2 separate regions of the Homo sapiens genome follow, and region 2 is linked to region 1. Evidence: chromatin loops called from intact Hi-C (ENCODE). Cell type or tissue: psoas muscle. All regions are shown on one strand. Links, peaks and the distances in the headings refer to the core of each region. The heading gives the core; the rest is flanking DNA. Region 1 overlaps KCNQ5-DT (KCNQ5 divergent transcript). Region 2 overlaps KCNQ5 (potassium voltage-gated channel subfamily Q member 5).

Evidence for each region. Peaks named below come from ENCODE experiments on the same cell type or tissue, not always from the same donor. Only the 100,000 strongest peaks of a DNase experiment are listed, where the experiment ranks them.
Region 2: it touches region 1 in a loop (4-fold over the local background); 37 of 110 quality-filtered maps call a loop at or near these places.

Annotation. Positions count from the first base shown.
Region 1 is chr6:72,610,750-72,622,055 of GRCh38, reverse strand. KCNQ5-DT (KCNQ5 divergent transcript) reads left to right here. Exons shown (of 3, transcript NR_186827.1): 2 at 4,050-4,205; 3 at 5,983-7,696. Among named protein-coding and RNA genes, the nearest start is that of KCNQ5, 5.7 kb to the left of the region's middle. RefSeq lists an enhancer at 1,418-1,607. In psoas muscle, for the core only: a CTCF peak has its summit at 5,458 (motif pointing left); no DNase peak of the experiment used is centred there; H3K4me3 peaks cover 907 bases; H3K27ac peaks cover 801 bases.
Region 2 is chr6:73,175,997-73,187,302 of GRCh38, reverse strand. The region is part of intron 11 of KCNQ5 (potassium voltage-gated channel subfamily Q member 5); the gene reads right to left. Among named protein-coding and RNA genes, the nearest start is that of KCNQ5-AS1, 38 kb to the right of the region's middle. In psoas muscle, for the core only: a CTCF peak has its summit at 6,088 (motif pointing right); no DNase peak of the experiment used is centred there; H3K4me3 peaks cover 649 bases; H3K27ac peaks cover 1,583 bases.

The DNA.
Region 1 (11,306 bases), core at 2,067-10,066:
GGCGGGGAAGCAGGCAGCCAGCAAACCGCCCGGGCTTCGGGGCGGGAAAGGAGGGGCTGCAGAGGAGGCCGAGGAGTCCCAATTTCTAACAGCCTTTAGCTTCGAATTCTAAATCCGGACCTGTTTGGGGCGTCACTTTGAGAGGGTTTCTCTTGCTCCCTCATTCCCGCGACTACCACTCCCTCCTTCCCAAACTGCCCCCGGGGATAGAGTGGGGGAGTGCGGGGCGCTCCGAGGCGCGCTCCCACGCGCGCACACCCAGCCCCAGGCTTCCCCTTCCCTCTCTCCACTCCCCACGCCCTGCAGCGAAACGGCCCCAGAAGCCCCTCTCCGAGGCGCGAGTTCGGTTTGGTTCTGGCAGGGGCTTTGCAGCTGTCCGGAAGGTGAAGTCAGCCTTGTGTCCTGAGGAGAAACTGGAGATGCAGGTCGCTGTGCCCTCCCGCTGCTACGTCGCTGCGCCGGATCCTGCCATCCTTCCGCAAGGGGTGAGAGCGGGAACAGCCCTGCCCTGCCTTCCAGGTATTATCTAGCCTGGAGGCTGGAGCGCAAGGTAACGCTCCGGGAAGTGGCACTCGGGTCCCCGCACACGGGCGAGTCCTCAGCAGTTCAGTGGACAGACCCGCAGGACGCGGCTGCCAAGTCCGCGAGGCAAGGACCAGGCATCTTCCCGCGCCTCACTCCAGCCTGCGGACTGTGACTTTCCATCCCAGTATCAGACAAGCTCGCGAGTAACTGAACATCCTTTCCAGTCCATGGGTGGGGTGTGGAAAGGGCGTAAAACTCCAAAGTGGCTCCTCCGCGGTGAGCGAGCTGCCCCGGGGCTCTGCCTGACTGCAGCGCGAAGCCTGGGAGAACAAACCCAGTTCCCTCCGTCAAGAAATTTCCATTTAAGTCCGAGAAAGTCATATGATTGAGAAGTTCAGCAGCGGCGGCGAGGACCCAGTGTCTGGGAAAGAACACCTGGAGGATGGGGTGTCCAGGACGCCGGCTTTTCGGGGTTCCGACCCCACCCACCTTATGTTGTAACATACAAGCTTAGAGACCTGTTGCAAGGAACAACTGACTGGGTCTTCCACCACCCCTGGCACCCGGGTGGCCCAAAGCCTATGCGCCCTTGGCGGAGAGAGAGGCCACGGTGCCACTGGCCGCAGCCTCTGGCCTTCAGAAACAGTGTATTACAAAGAAAAGGCAGTTTAAATCTCACATTCAGCATAGGGAAAACTGAAGGGTGCCAGGCTCGGGGACTTCTTCCAACAGAGTGGCTCTTCCCCAAATATGAAAGAAAATCATCAAATTAAATTGAAGGCAAAACTAAGCTTCCACCACAAAGACATAGCAGATAGTTGCAAGGTGGATTCCTTCGGGCCTTTTCCTTTCCTAAGGCTAAAACAATGCTAAGACAAAAGTCTTCTTGCAGCTGTCTCCGCCCCTCCGAGATAAATACTTTCCCAATTCTCCCCCACCCTGTACACACACCCACGCCCGCGGCAGCTGATTTCTGTCTTCTGCAATAGCTCGATTTAAATGCTTTGCTTTTACTCTTTATTATCACTATTATTTGTGTGAAGCCCTCTCGCCTGCTCCTGGTCACCAGCAGGAGCCTGCTTCCCTCCCTCCTTCCCCCCAAGCCTCTGGGCAGCAGAAGCTAGCTGGGAGCTCTGTGCAGCTGGCGGCGACGCCATGTGACTGTGAGCCGAGCACCATCACCCAGAGTCACTCTCTAGCTTTCCCCTAATACACTTCACACCCACGCACTGTGGAGGTGCGAGAGAGGTTGCTCCGTGCGGTGCTATTCGAGGCAGATGCAGAGAGCGCCCTGGAGTAAGCTCTCCAATCCTAGAGCTGCGCGGGACCCTGACTGAAGGCGGAGGGGGCGGGAGGGGGTGCTGTTGCTATATTTAGACTCCCTATGGAGTTTCTGTGCAGGGACTTTCAGGGTGAAAGATCTAGAGACTTAAAATGACTCGTGTGCCCGCTTTAAACGTCAAAATCTTGGCCTTTCTGCAAGCAGTAAAATGAAAACCACTTCCTCTTAACTTAGCTGTTTTCCTTGTTGCAGACTGCTACTTTCGCTGGGTAGGTAAAGTCACTTCCATCTCTCTGGCGCGGCTGGGCCCCGCGTGCAGGCAAGAAGTCTCAGGAAGGCAGGACACAGGGACACGTTTCCCTGGAAGACAGCCAGCTGTTTAATTTCTAAGTGATGCTTTTCTGGGGATGCAGCATTAGTTCTAGTGAAACTGTATTATTGATTAAGCAAATGCCATTTAAGCTTAATTAAAAAATAAAAAAGACCCGGTTACTGGTAGCCGTTTTGAGCTGCTGAGAAGGACCTTTCACTTATGTCTTCTAGAGTAACCGCCATTTGGATACACAGCCCAGAAAAAGAGGGCCTGCTCAAGTTTTCGCGGGTAGTGTGAGAGTTACTAGGAATCCAACAACCTGGCTTCCTAGTTCACTGTTCCTTCCACCAATCAATCTGCATCTCCAGCAGAGAATGGATAAAATAGCAAACAGTTCTGGGGTTTTGTATCAATCTCTGACTGCAACCATTGGGAAAGACTGGCTTAGCTGAAGTTCTAACCTTCCTACCTTTCAATGCCCAGAAAGAAAAAGCCAAGTGAGTCTGTGCCAACCTCTCCTACAAGAGCCTCTGTTTGCACCTTGCTTTATTTGCTACCTGCTAACTTCCCTCAAAAGACGGGAATTAACTTTGGAGAAAATAAGGTGTTTGCGATTAAGCTTTGTTGTTGTTCCTTTGAATACAGACGTTGCTAGGAAACTGCCTTTTATTAGTTCGTTTTGCTGAAATATTAAAATTCAAATTTAGAAAAGAGGATAGGCATACTGAGCAGTGAGTAAAACAGTGTATATTCTATGCATTATAATTACATTAGAGCATTATGAAGAGGTAAAGGCAAATGTTAACTGCTAGTGTAAAGTATGTGAGTTGATTGGCCCTCCCCATCTTTTGAGATGTGTTTGCTTTTACTCATTCATTCTCTTAAGATGCTTGCCTGAAATTTATGACCTTGGAAACATTTTCTGAAGTCTACATGGATATGGTTTCAACTGAACATAGTTTCTAGAGATATTTTATTTTAGTGTGTTTCTTTTTCTTTTTTGGAGATGGGGTCTTGCTGTTTTGCCCAGGCTGGTCTCCAACTCCTGAACTCAAGCAATTCTTCCACCTCAGCCTCTCAAAGTGCTGGGATTACAGGCGTGAGCCACTGCTCCTGGCCTCAGTGTGTTTTCTATCCCATTGTATTATTCTTCTGAAAGGTACTCTGAAATAATAATATTTGAAATTCTATACATGAGCTAGAGATGCACAAAAAAAAGACTTTCAATGCTCATAAGAGGGGCAGAATAACTGGATCTGGACGAGTTTCACAAAGCATCAATGACTCACTCTCCCACTTTCCTTCTTCTTCATGCCTACCCATTTTCTCATTTGCGCCTATCTCCTACTACAAGATACGCTCTTTAGTAGCCACTCTTTAGTGATATGGGTGCATATTGATCCATTGTGAAATTCCTGGGCTAATCAGACAGGGAATGATAAATAGAATTCTTAAACCCTATAATAAAAAGGAAATGCATGTGACATGAGTCTGCTTGGGAAAATAATGAAGGGGCAAATATAAAACTTAAAAAGTAGAAAATAATCAACAAAAAGAAAATGCACTAATGGAGAAATGGAAATTCATGATTGGCTGCTGTTTAATGATGTGCACAGGGCTCAGCAATTTGCCTTGTAAGCTTAGGGGTAGAACTGAAGTCTCCAGACTCCTGAATAGGAGTCCCTTTAAGCTACCACCCTTCTCCTTAGCTTTTATTTCCTTCCAATCAGGCCATAACCAAACCAATAAGCATAACAGCTATATTGCATTTCATAGATATCATAACCATTGGTTCAGTAAACATATTTATCTCCTGCTATTATTTTAAATGTATCAGCATAATATACCATTTGTTTTGATCAGTCATCAACAATTCTTATCTCTAAGAGTTATGATACAAACTTCTCACGCTCTTTCTTCAACAAGCAGAAATTAATCAGAGAACCCAGGACAACGTCAGAGATCATATGAGCCTCACCAGACTGCATGAGAGTCATAACACAGTAGGAGTCCCAGGCCTACCTCACATGGCAAATGGGACAGTGTTCTTCAGAACAACCTCTGCCCCAGGGATGCAGAAAGGAGGTGGGTGTGAATGAGTGTGGCTGTAAGGAGAGGCTGGTAGAGAAATAGTGCGGAAAGGGCTCAACAAGTTCTCACCATTTTTATTCCAGCAGCTAACAAAATTACTGTTTCTAGGAATTACTGAAATATTGTGCTGATCACAATTGTTGAAGCAAAATAATAGCAAATACTTATCATGTGTTTTGTATGTGTTAGGCACTGTGGTTTACAGTAATTATTTCAGGCCGGATGTGGTAGCTCATGCCTGTAATCCCAGCACTTTGGGAGGCCAAAGTGGGTGGATCACTTGAGATCAGGAGTTCAAGACCATCCTGGCCAACACAGTGAAACCCCGTCTCTACTAAAAAATAGAAAAATTAGCTGGGCATGGTGGCAGGTGCCTGTAATCCCAGCTACTCAGGAGGCTGAGGCATGAGAATCGCTTGAACCTGGGAAGTGGAGGTTGTAGTGAGCCAAGATGGTGCCACTGCACTCTAGCCTGGGCAACAGAGGGTGAGACTGTGTCTCAAAATAAAATAAAATAAAACAAAATAAATTTCACTTAATTGTGACAATAGTTTCATAAGTAGGCACTACAATCATATCCAATTTATAGGGGCAGAAACTGAGGTGTAGACAAGTTAATTTTTTTTTAAACTAAAAATTAGCTGAGGCAGGGCAAAAACAGAACCAAAACTAGATTTTTAACTACTAATCTATATCAGCTTTTGAATAAAAAATACTTAGCCTATTATTTTGTATTAATAATCTTAATGGGTTTTGTTACAAATGAAAAGTACTGGAAAGTTTCTATTGGTTATCTTGGAGGAGGATTTGAGGTTTTATTCTAAACACAGAAATAGCTTCAATATTTCTCTTCACTTTTCCTGTGGAAGTAGGAGTTTCCCTGCATAGACACTCTTCTGTGCTGAAATTTTAAAAATAGTCCCAAGTCTCATAGTATCAATTTCTTGAAATTGTATTTACATTTTGATCTTTTTCTTAATGCTATTCTCAGCTTTATTTATAAAACCCTGTTAATCGTATTTGGCCATACCTGATTTCATTTTTTCTGACATGTTAATATGTCAGCACTGCTCTCTATCTGTTAGCCAACTATTTAAACATATCTCTCTGGGAATAATAGAGTTAGTTGAACTTTTTAAGATCCATATATTTAGAAACTATGTGAAGAGGTTGCCACAGAAGGCAAACATCTCTTTTAAGCTAGTGTACCGGAAAATTCTGTTACTAGTCTGTGCCCCCTAGTGGTACTGACATTTTACCATTGTTTTTTAAAAGGAAATTAAGAAAGCTTCTTTTACGAAGTTCTCAAAACTTATTACTCTCTTCAACAAGTAATCTTCAACTATCAGGTGTCAGCTACCTGGAGTGGTGCAATGATGAAAGACAGTCCTGATTCTTATTATGTTCATAGACTAGTAGGGTAGATGGATAAATGAGCAAGTAATTATAACATGGTGATGAGTTCACACAGGTTTGCACAGAATGTTATAGAAGCTACAGAGGTTCCTAAAGAATGTAATAGCTGAGCTAAGTCTTGAGGAATAACTAGACTTTGGTGAAGACATGAGGGATAACTCAAAGAGAAAACATTTGAGAAGATGTGACGGAGTCTTGCTCTGTCGCCCAGGCTGGAGTGCAGGCACAATCTCAGCTCACTGCAACCTCCACCTCCCAGGTTCAAGTGATTCTCCTGCTTCAGCCCCCCGAGTAGCTGGGACTACAGGCATACGCCACCACGCCCAGCTAATTTTTGTACTTTTATTGAAAACAGGGTTTCACTATGTTGGCCAGTCTGGTGTTGAACTCCTCACCTCAAATGATCTGCCCACCTTGGCCTCCCAAAGCGTTGGAGTTACAGACGTGAGCCACCGCGCCCAGCTGGAGAAGATGTGAAATTTTGAGAGCTGACCATACTTTGAGAATAATAAGTAGTTGGATTCTACTGAAGCCCAGTGGCTTTTGGAGGTGTAGCAATAAGCAGGAGGCAGCAGAAGTAAGACAAGGGCTGTATGACAAAGTCTTGGCAAGAACTTTGAATTTTATCCTGATGTGAGTGGGGAGAGCCACTGAAGAACGTGAAGCCAGAAACACTACATGTTACTACTTCTACTTTCAGAAAAGGCTTAATATGGATTATACACCTACAAGTGGCACACACTGTTCCAAGTGGAGACTCAAAGATGATAACGATACAGTGTTTATGCTATAGGTTTGTGAAGCTACCAATCCATGGACAGATGTTAAACCTAACTTCCAATTTCAGGTACAAATATCTGAGTAAATGATGGTATCATTTACTCAATCAGTAAAGGTCAAAGAGAAGGCAGTCTGAAGAAGGGAAAGGTGTTCAATTTTGCATTGAGTTTGACATACCTGTTGAGACAGCTCAGTGGAGATATCCAGTTGATGCTTGGATATATGGACTTACAGCTCAGGGGGAGCTAGAAATTGAAATTTGAGAATCATCAACCTATATTTATAATGGGTGAAATCAATAAGTCGGAATCAAATTACCTGGGGAAGCATGCAGATTTGTTTAAAAAGGAAGAGGCCTGAGAACCCAACCCTGGTAAGCATGACCATTCAGGATAAGAGAGAAGGAGCAAGTAGGGAAAGAGACTGAAATAAAGAAACCTGAGTAACCACTGAGGACCACTGCTACAATAGAGAAAAAGGAACTTCATTAGGGAAATGCCTGAAAGCGAATAAGGTAAGGATTTTGGATTTAGCAACAAAGAGGTCATTTGAAGAAGTTGTTTTTATTTTTATTTCCTTGCAGAATTGTAGAAATAGAAATCAAATCAGAGTGAGCAGAGAAACAATTTGAAGATAAGGGAATGGAGATAATTATTTTAAAGTGGGAGAAGCAAGCAGAAGATTTAGGTTTGAAGAAGGCACTATACAAAATAATGTTGATTCACTTGAGACTTGAGTGGCTGTTACAGCCACTCTCACAGGTCCCGAGGCTGAGCCTGCACAGGTGTTTCGACAACTAAGCTGCAATTTTGACAGACACTATTTCACTGTCAATTGTGCGGCCTGCAACAACTTGGACATCTTTTATTGATTTTATTGAGTACTTTAATAACATTTTAATAAAAGCCATTATATTTTATTTCTAACATTTCAAAAAATTCTATTTAATAAGTATGCATTTTTCGTGTTTAGTTTTACCAAGAAGGAAAATGCATGCTAGATAAACTACATTTTTGTTTGATTTTATTTGTAATCAAGGCTGAGGAACTGACCAGATCAGAAAAAGAAAGTCAATACCTGCTAAGTATTCAACACAGTTTTCAACAGTGCTACTGAAAGCTACAGGAGATACCAAGAGTCCCTCAGACAGGTCAGGGATTGGCAAGAGTGGGGTCATCAAGTTTCTGGAGTTTCAATAAGATATTTGCTTTTTTCTTATATATACATATTAGCTTTCTGCATAAAATTATATTAACAGAAACGCTATTAAAGTTGTTTTTGAAAAACAACTGAACTACAGAATGGTCCTGTTTGTTGGAGTATTTAGAATACTTTCAGGCCAGGCGCGGTGGCTCATGCCTGTAATCCCAGCACTTTGGGAGGCCAAGGCGGGCAGATGACCAGGTCAGGAGATCGAGACCATCCTGGCTAACACGGTGAAACCCCATCTCTACTAAAAACACAAAAAATTAGCCGGGCTCAGTGGCGGGCGCCTGTAGTCCTAGCTGAGGAAGGAGAATGGCATGAACCTGGGAGGCGGAGCTTGCAGTGAGCCAAGATCCTGCCACTGCAGTCCAGCCCAGGAGACAGAGCGAGACTCCGTCTCAGAAAAAAAAAAAAAAAAAAAAAAAAAAGAATACTTCCTGCCTCTTTTTGAGTCATGGCTCAGTTACAAAATGACAAGGCTCATGGTCCACTAAGACAAAAGGAGGAGGCCAGTGGTAGCCAGAGGTGGTGGGCCTGAGTTTTTGGCTATCCTGGGTCTGCAGCAGTGACTGGATTCTCTGGATTATAAAAAGCATTAGGATTTAAACAGTACAAAGTGTGGGCCTTGTATAGGAATCATGAAAGTAAAAAGAGTTAATTGGAGCAAGAGGCAAATGTCCTAAAAAAGAAAGGGAATGTGAGATTGCAATCAAGTTGAATTTTACCACTCTGGTGTAAAATTTTGTTGATACATAATACAGGGACTGTGACATAAAGGGAGTATTACCTGGCATGTTTTCAAGTTTCTGGTTTCCTTTTTGCATGTTATTTTGTATCTAAGACTGAAGTTTTTTTGTTTTTTTTTTTTTTTAAAAGAGAGAGACACAAAGTTGAAATTGTTTTAAGGAAGAAGATATATTCTGTTGTGAATAGGAAGATTAAAAATGAGAAAGAAGGCAGGGTGCGGTGGCTCACACCTGTAATCCCAGCACTTTGGGAGGCTGAGGCGGGCAGATCACGAGGTCAGGAGATCGAGACCATCCTGGCTAACATGGTGAAACCCTGTCTCTACTAAAAATACAAAAAAATTAGCTGGGTGAGGTGGCAGGCACCTGTAGTCCCAGCTACTTGGGAGCCTGAGGCCAGAGAATGGCGTGAACCCAGGAGGCAGAGCTTGCAGTGAGTCGAGATCAGGCCACTGCACTCCAGCCTGGGCAACAGAGCAAGACTCCGTCTCAAAAAAAAAAAAAAAAAAAAAAAAAGAAAGAAGCAGGGGGCCACAAACCCAATATTAGTTTTGATGACAAAAATCGAAAAATCGAAAGTGGAGCAATAAATACTAATACATATTTAAATATATTTTAAAATATGCTAAGGATTTGGAGTCATAAAGAAACTTATGAATTGTGGGATCCTGATTCCTGGCTGATTACCAAATCTCACTAAGTCTTTGTTTCTTTCATGTTTAAAGTGAGGATAATAATATCCTTATCACAGGACTTTTGGGGTAGCTAAAATAGTTTATGTAAAGGTCTTATCTTAGTGCTGACACATAATAAGTACTCAGTAAATGTTAACTACTACTAATATTTATGTATAACAAGATTTAGCTTGGGTTCCATTTGTGATTTAGCCTGCAATTTGAAATAATAGCTGATTAATTCTCTGAAACATTAGCTTCCATAATTGTTAATATTTAGCTGAAATTTAGCAGATACAAAAAAAAAAGTAATGTAAACTTGTAAAAAAAAATGGATTATATGAATAAAGCTTGAGATAACCCAGAAGAGAAACTTTAAGTTTTGCAGATGATCTCGTTCAGGTGACTATTTGTGAAGTTTAAAAGCAGATGAAAGCAACTATGTCTCATAGTGTACCAGGCTATGCAGTCATAGATGTATATTTTATTAAGGGCTACTAGATACAACTAAACAAAGTAAACCTTAATGTATAGAGTTTTGCATATCATTCTACTTTTAACAGCAATATTCAAATGGTAATGGATATTTAATCCTTTCATTCTAAAATATCTGTGATATTTCAGATGTCTGGTGAGAGCTGTTGAATTCATTATTCTAGAATATCTGTGAATTTATGATTCTAAAGTTTTTCTGAACGGCAGAGGTCTGAGAATTTGATGAAAGCCTTCAAAAAAGTTTTAAAAAACGTATAATTTTGCATACAATTACAACTTTTGAGGCTCACAGACTCTTGGAAATAATTTTTAAAAACCTAGCTAATCAATCCCAGATTATGGGCCCTTGGGCTGTAATTCTTAAAGGAATGAGTTGTTTTTTTAAACTTTTTGAGATGGAGTCTCATTCTGTTGCCCAGGCTGGAGTGCAGTGGTGCAATCTTGGCTCACTGCAACCTCCACGTTTCAAGCGATTCTCCTGCCTCAGCCTCCTGAGTAGCTGGGACTACAGGCACGCACCACCAAACCCGGCTAATTTTTGTATTTTAGAGACAGCGTTTCACTATATCAGCCGGGCTGGTCTCAAACTCCTGACCTCGTGATCTGCCTACCTCAGCCTCCCAAAGTGCTGGGATTACAGGCATGAACCACCACGCCCAGCCAAAGGAATGAATTTTACAAAGATTCTCTTGAGGATATCTTCAGGATGACTTATATGGGATATATGGGAAAATTTGGAATAGCTAGAACTTCCTCGACCTCCCTGGTAATCTGCATTATTTCTCATGATTTGGTTGGGAGTACCTTGATGACACTTCTATCAGGGAGGTACTAGGACAGCAAGGTTTGTGGTCACTATAAAGCCCTTGAACTGAGATTTTGGATCTTTGTTATAGGTCTTTCTGTTAGAAAACAGCCTTGAACTCTCATTACATTTTTCATATGGTTATATTATGGGATCACATTTACTCAGAATAATGGTGTTTCTATTCCAAATTAATCTTCCAGAGTTTGGATACTTTTTATTTTTTATTTTTTATTTTAGAGACAGGGTCTCAGGGTCTCACTCTGTTGCACAATTTGGAGTGCAGTGCTGTGATCATAGCTCACTGCAGCCTTGAACTCCTGGTCTCAAGCAATCTTCCCACCTCAGCCTCCTGAGTAGCTGGGACTACAGTGTCAAGCCACCACATCTAGCTTTTTTTTTTTCCTTCATTTTTTGTAGAATCGGCATCTCACTATGTTGCCCAGGCTTGTCTTGAACTCCTCCTCCCTTGGCCTCCCAAAATTCTGGGATTACAGGTGTGAGCCATGGCACCTGGCAGAGTTTGAATATTTTAAAGCCAAGAGCATGCATGTATGTGTAGTTTAGTGAGTGCATATATAAACACATATATATGTATTAATATAATTGCAATCTAAGCTTTAAAATATTGCCCACTAAAGCATACAAACTGCCATGAATCTACTCATGCAGTACAAGGGAAGACTATGAGTACAGCCAGAACCTCAATTCTGGAAAATATACTAAAGTCATCTCTATGCTTAAGGCTTTATCTCTGCCGCCTAACAGTACACTATCATGGGATATACTCATTTTTGTTTCAGTCATCTCTCAGGAATTGAAGTCTTGACCCATATCTTAAAATGGTGACTAGGGTCCTGTTACAGGTTTACCTACTTCCACAATGTCAATTGCCTGCCTGCCTACCTACTGAACCTCTGGATGTCATCTTGGCTCCAGCATTTCTGTGTTATACACATTGAATAACCTGCTA
Region 2 (11,306 bases), core at 1,200-9,199, 570 kb before region 1:
TGGATCACGAGGTCAGGAAATCGAGACCATCCTGGCTAACACGGTGAAACCCCATCTCTACTAAAAATACAAAAAATTAGCTGGGTGTGGTGACGGGCACCTGTAGTCCCAGCTACTTGGGAGGCTGAGGCAGGAGAATGGCATGAACCCGGGAGGCAGAGCTTGCAGTGAGCCAAGGTCACGCCACTGCACTCCAGCCTGGGCGACAGAGCAAGACTCCGTCTCAAAAAAAAAAAAAAAAGAATTTTGGTGGTTATTAAACACCACATATTCTCACTCATAGGTGGGAATTGAACAATGAGAACACTTGGGCACAGGGCGGGGAACATCACTTCCCAGGGCCTGTCATGGGGTAGGGAGCAGGGGGAGGGATAGCATTAGGAGAAATACCTAATGTAAATGACGAGTTAATGGGTGCAGCACACCAACACGGCACATGTATACCTATGTAACAAAACTGTACATTGTGCACATGTACCCTAGAACTTAAAGTATTTTAAAAAAAGAATTTTGGTGGTTATTAAATACAGCTGTTACTAAAAATTAAATTACATAGACTTACAATCAAGTACATTATATTAAAAATAAAGGTAATATGTACTCAAACCTCACCATTTCCTAATTATTTTACTGTATGTTACTCTCTAGGCTCTTGAGTTGTTCACATCTATTGCGTCTGTACCATGGAAATTCTATCTAATAATGTAATATTGCTCGTCTTCTCAATTCCTGCTCAGTGATGTCACATTGGTAGTTTGAAAACAGCTATGACAGGAGTATTTACACTACAGAAATTGGCAAACAATACAAATCAGGATTTCCTTCTGAAGAGCTGGTTGTTCAGCATTTACCAGTGCATTACTGATGCTAAAAAAAATCTTACTTATTAAGGATTAAGTTTTTGAAGATGGAGATCAAATAGATTTTCTCAACTGGCTGTGTTGTGGGTTGAAAACAAAAACATTAAAGAGATTCAAAGTGAGATATGAAAGTTCTAAATCAGGTTCTATGGTTTATAAGTGTGGAGGGAATGTTTAAAAGCATAGACTGTCTTTCTTTTTCTCTTTTTTTTTTTTGAGACAAGGTCTCACTCTGTCACGCCAGGTGGAGTGCAGTGGCACAATCATGGCTCATTGCAGCCTTGACCTCCCAGATCTGCCAATCCTCCCATCTCAGCCTCCCAAGTAGCTGGGCCTACAAGGAGATACCCCCACACCGGTTAATTTTTATATTTTTTGCAGAGATAGGGGGGGTCTCCCTATGTTGCCCAGGCTGGTCTCAAACTCCTGAGCTCAAGTGATCCATCTGCCTTGGCCTTCCAAAGGGCTGGGATTACAGGCATGAACCACTGCACTTGGCCCATAGATATTTTTGAAATCAATGATTTATATAAAGAATGATGACCCTGTCATTATACTTTCGTTAAAAGAAGACTAGGCATGTCCTAATAGCTCTCAAAGCTGTCCCCTCATTTGCATCTCCACTGCTATAGGCTTAGAAAGAACAAACCTTTCAAAATGCAAGTAAGGGCATATTACCTCCCTCCTAAAGTCCTTCACTGGTTTTCCCTGGCCTATAGGATAAACATCAAACTCCTAGAAGCACATCCTATATGGCTGTTTATAAACTGGCCTCTATCTCTCTTGCCTCATCACCTTCCACTTCGTCCTTGGAACTTTAGGTTCCAGCAACAATAAAGTATGTGTAGGTCCACAAAAACCCTAGCCAATCAATTATATACTTCAATTACTTCCATTTGCTATTTCTTTTTCCTGAAATCCTGCTGTGTTTTCAAAACTCTGTTTTAAAGTCACTTCTTTTGGCCAGGTGTGGTGGCTTACACATGTAATCACAGCACTTTGGGGGGCTGAGGAGGGAGGATTGCTTGAGCCTAGGAGTTTGAGACCAGCCTGGGCAACATAGTGAGACCCCTGTCTCTACAAAGAATAAAAAATTAACCATGCATGATGGCACATGCCTATGCTCCCAGCTACTTGGGAGGCTGAGGTGGGAGGATCACTTAAGCCCAGGAGGTCGAGGCTACAGTGAGCCTTGACAGTCTTGCCACTGCACTCCAGCCTGGGTAACAGAGTGGGACCTTGTCTCAAAAAAAGCTCACTTCTTTCATAGAAATTTTTATGATTCCAACAAAACAGTTAATCACTTCTCTGTTAACCTCTAGCTTAGTACCTAACACACCACACTGTAATTATTTACTCATATTCTAGCTTCCTCCACCAGACTGTGTGAGAACCTTGAATGCAGGGATTATGTCTTCTACTCTTCATATCCCAAAACTTGGCCCAGAGTTTAATGAACATGGGAGGTTTATTTGTTTAGAAGCTCTACTGTGGAGACTTCGGGCAACTCTAGAAGGAAGAGGGTAGTGAATGGTGAGAATTCCCCCCTTCTCTCTCCAAATACTCATCTCTAGTCATTCCTCTGCATGCTGCCTGCTCTCCAGCCCATCTGGATTTTCCTGTCACCAAAGTGCTCATTCATCAGGATTCTGTCTCTTTGCACTCTACCTAAAATGCTAATTGTTCCAGATTCAGCTCAAGCACCAAGTGCTCTAGGAAATCTTTCCTAACCACCCTCACTGGGGTAGATGGTCTTTCTCTGTGCTTTCAAATGCACTGTGAGGTAGCTAAATCTGTGGCAGTGTGTCTCACCCACTGGAATTTATTCATGCCAGGAACTGTGCTCTTTACTTCAGCATCTGCATAATCCCTGGCAAGTATTAGGGGGTTCATTAAATGCTAGCTGAAGAAATAAATGAGGATTTGCTATTCCATAGTTCAAAGATGTTTGTGTTCTGTGACAAGGCAGACTCTTGTACAGATCTTCTAAAAAGAATGCCTTAGAATAGATTGAAGTTCTTCAGGCACATTTCAGAAAGAGCATAAGCCTCTGAGTTTCCTCCATGAATAAAAAAACTTTCTAAAGTAAAAGAAATGTTCACTCATTCAATAGTTAGGACCATGTGGGGTTCAGAAAAGTCATTTAAATAGAACTGCTACTGAAAATCATGAAAACATAATTTTCTTTTTCCTTAGATTGCTAACGTAATTAGGATCACACAAAGCAACAGCATTGCAAGCAACAACATATCATTTTGAGGAAATAAGGAGAAAGGCAAGAACAGTGGAAGTCAAGAAATATGTAATACTACAACATGATAAGCAGCAAAAGTAAAGAAAGACCTAATAGCAAAACAAAACTGTCCAGGGAAAAGAGAGGGAAGAGCCTGTTGGGATGGAATTATATTGGTTGAATGAAATTTACAGTATTATAAGACCATCAAGAAAACAGTGGAAAACATGTGGCTAGAGTCTAAAAAGAATACAACCTCAGTTTTTCATTCCTAGGAGATTGCTATCAGTGCTTCCAAAAATCACGTGTGCCTGTCTTGCTCTAAGCAGGACCAGGTGTGAGGGATGCTCTCTGGGGCTCCTGTTTTAGCCATCATACTCTGTGAATGAAGATGCCAGGTCAGTGGGGTCACATAACTTGACATGTTTACATTATTCAATTATCTCAGCCTCCCTCTTTCCACCCAATCCCCTCTCACTTCTTTCAGGACAGTACACGATTTTCATGATCAAAATAGAAGGTAGAGAGAGGAAAATTTGTGTCCAAGCTAAGTTTGAGAAAGCATCTCTGAGTATTTAGTATTGTCCTCCTTGCCCCCTGCAGCATTTTCTTATTTCTCTGGTCATCATTGGAATGCCTGGAACTGCCTCTGTCTCTATGATGCAATGAACTTAACCTGGGCACCCACTATCCATCTGCTGGACACAGAGCTGGATGGCGGGGATACAAAGGTGAACAAGACATAGATCTTGCTCTCTTCAACTTAATGTTGAGTGGGTCTCCAAGAGTTGTGCTTGGCTGGATGGCTGGTGCAGTGCTAAGTACTTTACCTGCATTCTGTCAACTTAAAACTCTAAGAATTTTCCACCTTTGACATTTGGGTCAAGTAAAGCTCAGGAGGTTGAGTTACCTGTTCAAGGTCACAGAACTAGTAAGAACAAGGTTACTGCAGATGCCAAGGCTCACATTTTTACCATTCCACTCACAGTGCTGCAACACAGAGTGAATCCCAGGCAGGCAACCTTGTAAACATTAAGGAGAATGTTTAGGCTGTCTATGGATCTGACCTCCTACTCTGCCTTGTATGCTCTGACATTCTCACACAAATGAATCCAAGGCCACATTAGTCATTTATTCATCTCTGTCCTTGTCTTTCCAGAGGGGATCCCATACTTGGAAAACATCTGCCTTTCAACCTGGCCACCTGCATTCTCTCATAAGGTCCCTTCTGGGAATCAGTCCATGGCTAATATGGGTTACCTACCTCCAGTAATTGTAATGTTTTCCCTTTTATCACAAATTTTAGGGGCTGTCTGCTTACTTTACCTCATTTGTAGGATATATACATCAGTCTCATTGGAGTCTGTTAGTTTTGCTTTACAGGGTATATTTTCCAGCAAATATATGTAATATATTCCCAACGTATATCATGAGCAAAAAGCTACCCAATTAGCCTTTGATAAGAGGAGAGAGTAGGCCATTATCTTGTTACTTGCAGGGAGCAAGGAAGCTCAGAGTTCAATAATTCTAGACACCAGGAAAAAATATGTGGGTGCTGAAAATTGAGGAAAATGTCCCAAAGTAGGTATCAACTACGAATTCAAAAGGTCTTTCAATTCTTCAATTTTTTTTCTAAGACTTGCATTTCATATACTAAGGGCTTTAACTACAGGATGAGGGGGTGGAGGGGAGACCAGAGGAGTAGGGGAGTCCTTGTTGGCAGGTAGAAGAGTGAAACCTGGTTTCATGCTTAGTTCTCACATAGGCTAGCCCAGACCTTCTGTGTCTTACTCTCTAAACACAGCTGGGAGCAAGCCCAGAGCGACTCAGAGTCTAGACAAGGGCCAGAAAGCTTCTTCTATAAAGGGCCAGGTAGTAAATATCTTATGCTTTGTGGGTTGTATGGTCTTTGCTGAAACTACTCAAGTCAGCCACTGTAGCATGCGAGCAGCCATAGGACAATAAATAAATGAATGAGTGTAACTACATTTCAATAAAACTTTATTTATAAAAACAAGCCCCTTGGGTTAGATTTTGATCCCCTGGCTATAGTTTGCTGACCCCTGGTTTAGATAAGAAGAGCTAAGAGAAAATGCCCTGAAGCCAAGAATAAATGAAAGCCCATGAACTGGCCTGGGGAAGAAGCAGAAGACCTTGGTGGCCTCTTACATGCTTACAAAAGAAGTTTGATATGACTTGTGTATTTCCTACTAGAAAGGAATTTCTGGGCAAATCATTCTAGAGTTAAATTAGGACCTTTAAGATACATTTAATGATTAAAATGATAATATTAGATAGCACTTTATAGTATAATCCTATGATAAGGGTACTATTGCCATCCCTGTTTTGCAGATAAAGAAACTGAGGCACAGAGAGGTTAAGTAACTTGCCTGATGTTAAACATCCAGTAATTGTGGAATTAGGACGTGAACCAGTTTGGCTCCAGCTTTGAGCTCTTAATCATAAGGTTCCTCTATTGTCTTAACATTAAGATCTTCATACTTTAACACAAAATAACAACAATGAAAAAGACACTTTGATATGATATGATTGTTTTTACTCACATGTGCCTGGCACATAGTAAGTGTTCAATACACTTTTGCTAAGTGAATGTCCTGTTTTTACTATGTCTCTCCTTCTTTGAGAGAGGTCTAAAGTTTCATGCAAGAAGTAGTTAAGAAGTTCTACTAATTTTTCAAAGGATTACCTTAGAAGAGAAAGGGAGTGCTGAAGTGACTGATTCATCCTTTCTTTCATGAATATTCATTAAGTACCTATGACGAGCCCTTTGGAGGACCAGCAAAAGGCTGAGGAATAAGTTACATACTCATCTGCTTCTTTTCTTCATGAGGGTAGATTGCATCACTGGGATTAATACAGCAGCAAAGAGCAAAAGACCTCTAAGGTTAGTCTCCTTTGATGCTGTTGGTTATGAAGAGACTAGGAGTCTAATAAACCCATTGCACAAAACTGATATGCCCCAGCAGTACCACTAGAGGGTGTAAAAGATTCATCACAAACCTAAACTAGTACCTCCTCTTGAAACTGAAGTCTGCTCATACAATTTTCTGAGCATGAAGAAATAACTAAAGCAAAGTGAAACTCTGGGTAGACGACATCTATATATACACACGAACACATGTGCACTTATAAGGAAATGTAGGTGCATTTGTTGTGCTGCCATGAGTTCTAAAATCTTACAAAAGTCTTATTCCAATCCTCTAAATTAGGGTAAAAATATTGCATATGAATATGCAGAGATAAGAACGATGAGAAAACAGAAGCAGCAGTGACTGCTGCCACCGCCAAACAGATGGACGGACCCAGCCAGCAGCCAAACCATGTGCAAGGGCGGAGAGGGCTCAGCCAACTGTGAACTGAAGAGGCAGTTTGATTGACTGTCAAGACAGCAGTACTTCCCAAGCTTGGCTGCTCTTTGGAATCACCTAGGGAGCTTTAAAAAATGCCTGGGTCCTACCTCCAGAAATTCTGTTTTAATTGTTCCAGGGCATGGTCCAAAGATTTTATAAAACTTTTCAGGTGATGCTAATGTGTGGCCAAGGTTGAGAGCCACTGGAGTAGAGACAGGATTGGGGTGATGGTGGCATGTGGTGGTGGAGTGTGTTGGGGGTGGAACAATCCCTGCTCTCATGCAAAGAAGTGATCATGATTCATGCCAGCTTGCAAAATCTTCTAAGTCGCACATGTCAGACCCATTGACATGGCATTAGTGTGCCTTGGTGTCAGACCTCTAATCAGAACTGAAATGCTTCCCCGTCCTTGAGTGAGGTCTGAAGTTTCATGCAAGAAGTAGTTAAGAAGTTCCATTAATTTTTCAAAGGATTACCTTGGAAGGGAAAGGAAGTGCTAAAGTGACTGATTCATTCATTCTTTCAATGAATATTCATTGAGTACCTATGACGTTGTGCTGAGTATTGTGTTAGGCTCTGAACTGTTAACTGCTGGGCGCTGGCAGAGTTAAAGAAGCCTCCTACGTGATGACAATGATCATTTGGTCCTTGGTCTCTTCCTCTCTACAAGCATGGTGCAAGACAATGGTTGCTGCGACTGTGAGCTCTGATAGGATTTGAGAGTTTCATTTGTCCAGAGCTTGGAGCTCTCTAGATAAGCTCCATGTGGCTGCCTCCCCTAGTGATGCCTGATGAGTGGGACTCGAGAATTTGTCCATTCATTCATTCATTCATTCATTCATCAAACATTTATTGAGTGCCTATTATATGCCAGCTTCTGTGCTAGATGCCAGGGATACAGCAATGAAGAAACAAATCCTATTGCTTGGGCACTTTCAGTCTAGTAGGGCAGACAGACAAGTAGGCAGACAGTTAAAATTCACTTTGTGATGTGCAAGGTGGTGGGAAGCCCAGGTTGATATGGGAATGCAGAAGAGGGGTGTTTAACCCAGACTGGTAGAGGTGATCAGAAATGATTTCTGGAGGAGATGACAGTGCTTTACCTACTCTGCACCCTCATTTATGGGGATATTATTAAGTTTCTGAAGGTTGCTGAATGGCCCCCTTGTGATTGCAGATCTTATGTTTGTGGGGTGGATGTGGGTTTCTCCCCCTTAACCCCTCACTTTATGTTGGTTATTTGGGTTAATTTACACTACCGACATGCATTCCACATCCCTCTGTTATGGTTTGAATGCCCCCTCCGAAATTCATGTTGAAATTTTATGCCTAATGTGGCAGTATTGAGGGGTGGAACTTTTAAGAGGTGATTAGATCATGAGGACTCTGGCTGTATGAATAAATTATGGATTAATGGGTTAATGGATTAATGAGTTATCATGAGAGAGGAACTGGTGGTTTTATAAGAAGTGGAAGAGAGACCTAAGTTAGCACTTAGCATGCTCACTCTGCTTGCTATGTGATGCCCTGTGCTGCCTCAGGGTGCCACAGAGAGTCCCCACCAACAAGAAGGCCCTCACCAGATACACCTGCCCACCTTGGACCTCCCAGCCTCCATAACTGTAAGAAATAAATTCATCCTTATAAATTACTCAGTTTCAGATATTGTTATAAACATCAGAAAACAGACTGAAATACTCCCTCTTCCAGTTTGGAAAATTCTATCTTCTGATTTCTGACTCTCCATGAGAAATACAGCATTTATCTGTCTTAAAAGCACGGACCCCAAGGCTCATCCTTCAGGTGACCCAGAGCCTTTTGATCACAGAATTTCCCCTGAGGCAGCCCTCACTCGAAATTGATCACGGGACAAATCCAGCAGACAACTAGGGCTGCAGAGCTTGATAATTTGGGTCACTATTGAAGGCATATGTGTTAGTTATTTAGAATACTTTTTAATGTTGTTTTCTTGTTAATACATAAACATAATTCAACAATATAGATTTGTATTTGTGTTTACAGTATTTAAACTCTGACAGTTTTATAATCTGCAAAGCAAGTTATAAAATTATATATCTAAGATTCCTCTACTCTTCTTTCATCTTAGATCGGGTTACTAGACAAGACCAAGGAACCCCAGGAGTCCCTGGATGCACTGATCTGTCTCATTTTCTTGGTTTTAACTCTTGATAGAGAAATGTAAATTAGCTCCACGTGTGTACAGTCTGTCTGATATTCTCACTGTAGGGGCAAGCAGATATTCCATTTGGCTCACTTAGGACATTCAGACATTCTGTGGCCACACTGTTTCCACCACTGAGAGTAGACTTGTTCTCCTAATGCTTGCCATTATTGTCCTTTATATGCAGGATCTAGTAGGCTCTCCTGCAGAGTTTTTGTTTTTTTTTAATGTTTGTAGAGATGGGTCTTGCTATGTTTCCCAGGCTGGTTTCAAACTCCTGGGCTCAAGCCATCCTCCCAGCTCAGCCTCCCAAAGTGTTGAAATTATAGGCATGAGCCACTGCACCTGGCCCCTCCTGTAGATTTTTGTTGGATTTTCTTTTAAGGGTATAAGAGTAGTAAAACCCAAGCAAGAACTTCCAGATCCGAAGAAGTCTTTCCTGCCAGGAATTTGTAAGCATTGATATGGCGACTAAATTTGGGGATTTTGTGTTCCTAGGAGTGTAAAATCTTGCATAAATTTTAAAGTGTAAAAAAAAAAACCAAATAATAAAGTGTGAAATGAATAAGTAAATAAATAAATTGACTATACATGTTGACTACTTTAAAATATTTTTAACATGGAATAGGAGATTCTATATTTTTAGCAAATAATAGAAAACTCAGTTTAAATTATAGCCAAAGAAAAGGTTTAATATCTCACATGCTACAAAGTAAGTGCATCTTCAGTGAAAACACTACTTTAACACAGCCTCGGAGCAAATGTAGCCACAACTAATTACCTTCAAAACAAAAACAAGCAAAAACAACATTCCAGGGAGTATATTAGCTGATTTTAAAGATATGTGCTAAATGATCCATAAAATGTTCTTTAGCAGCGTCCTTTACTGTAACATGTCATAGATTGGCTGTCAAGAATGTCTTAATAGTGACTTGCAAACAAAGACTCATCACCTCTGCTAAAATAGCAGAGATGCCATCAGCAAAATTAAGAACTGGTGATGATTAAACAGCTTGTAGATTTAACAAAACCCGCAATGGCAAACACGTGCCTCTTCTTTACTTGCGGAGTATTCTTGCCTGAAATATGAAGTGAGATGCAAGAAGGATTCACAGCTGAGATTGCATTTTAGGGATGGTCAAGATAATGGTCCCATACATGCCTTTCAGAACAGGAATAACACAGGGGCAAGAAAACTGAAAAACTTTATCACCCAACCCAGGGTAACAGTGAGGCCTGATTTGCATATCCACCTCAGGAACTCTGAAATGTCATTAGTGGTTCTTCAGTTCACTGATCAGATCTGAGCTATTTTAGAAGAGTTGATGAGCCTTTGCTAGTTACAAAGAAATTCTTGACACTTCATCTATGTTCATATTAGAGTGAGAGATTCTGGTAATTTAAAAAAGTGTTCTATTTACCATCTGGCTTCAAACCCTTTTCCTTCTACTGAATTTTTCTCCGAAGTCACAGATGACCTCCTTGTTGCCACTTTCAAAGGACCTTCTCACTCTTTATCTTCTTTGACCTCTTAGCAGCATTTAACAGCGTTGACATCTGCCTCCTACTTGAAACACTTTCTTCCTCTGGCTTCTCTTCTGTCACGCTCTCCTGGTTTTCCATCTGTCTGGCTGTTTGAATCTATCTCCTTCAGAGCATTCTTACTTTTGCAGCTCCTGTTTGTGAGCCTTAGACTTCTGTGTTGACCATCTTCTCTTTTTACTCCCTGGGGTGAGACTTCCACAAACCATTTATCTCTGTGCTGACAGCTACCAAATTTGTCCATATTCCAGACTGCTCTCCTGGGTGTCAGATCCAGAGATCCACCTACCTGCTGAGCCCTACTGTGACTGCTTGAACTCAACACTCACAATAATGCACCATCTCCCCTCAAGCCAGCCTGTCTCACCATCCTCCAGATATGCCATCCTTGATTCCTCCTGTTCTTTCCCTCCATCCTCTCCAATCAGTAAATATCCAAATCCTATCTGAAATCCATCCTTGACTATTCTCCATCATGACTGCCCAGCTCAGGCCCCAGCAGATCCAGGTATTGTAATAATAGTTCTCTCTTCCCAATACATTCCTTACATTGCAATCAGAGTCATCTTTCCAAGTTTTCAAATGAAGCACTGCGTTAGTCCATTCTTGCACTGCTGTAAAGAAATACCCGAGACTGAAAAATTTATAAATAAAAGAGGTTTCATTGGCTCATGGTTCTGCAGGCTGTGCAGGAAGCACGACTGGGGAGGCATCAGGGAACTTAAAATCATGGCGGACGGCAAAAGGGAAGCAGGCTTCTTATGTGGCCGGAGCAGCAGGAAGAAAGAGAGAAGCGGGAGGGAGGTGCTACACACTTTTAAACCACCAATCTCATGAGAACTCACTTGCTATTATGAGAACAGCAAGGGGGAAATCCGCCCCCATGATCCAATCACCTCCCACCAGGCTCCTCCTCTGACATTGGGGATTACAGTTTGACATGAGATTTGGGCAAGGACACAGATCCAAACCATATCATGCACTGATCTGATAAATTCATTTCTGTACTTAGAATCCCCCACATTCCTGCTCATTCTTATGGTTCCTGCTCTTCTCTTCAGCCTTACTCTCCTCATCCTTGTCCTCCACCTTCAACCATCACCCGTGCTTTCTAATGC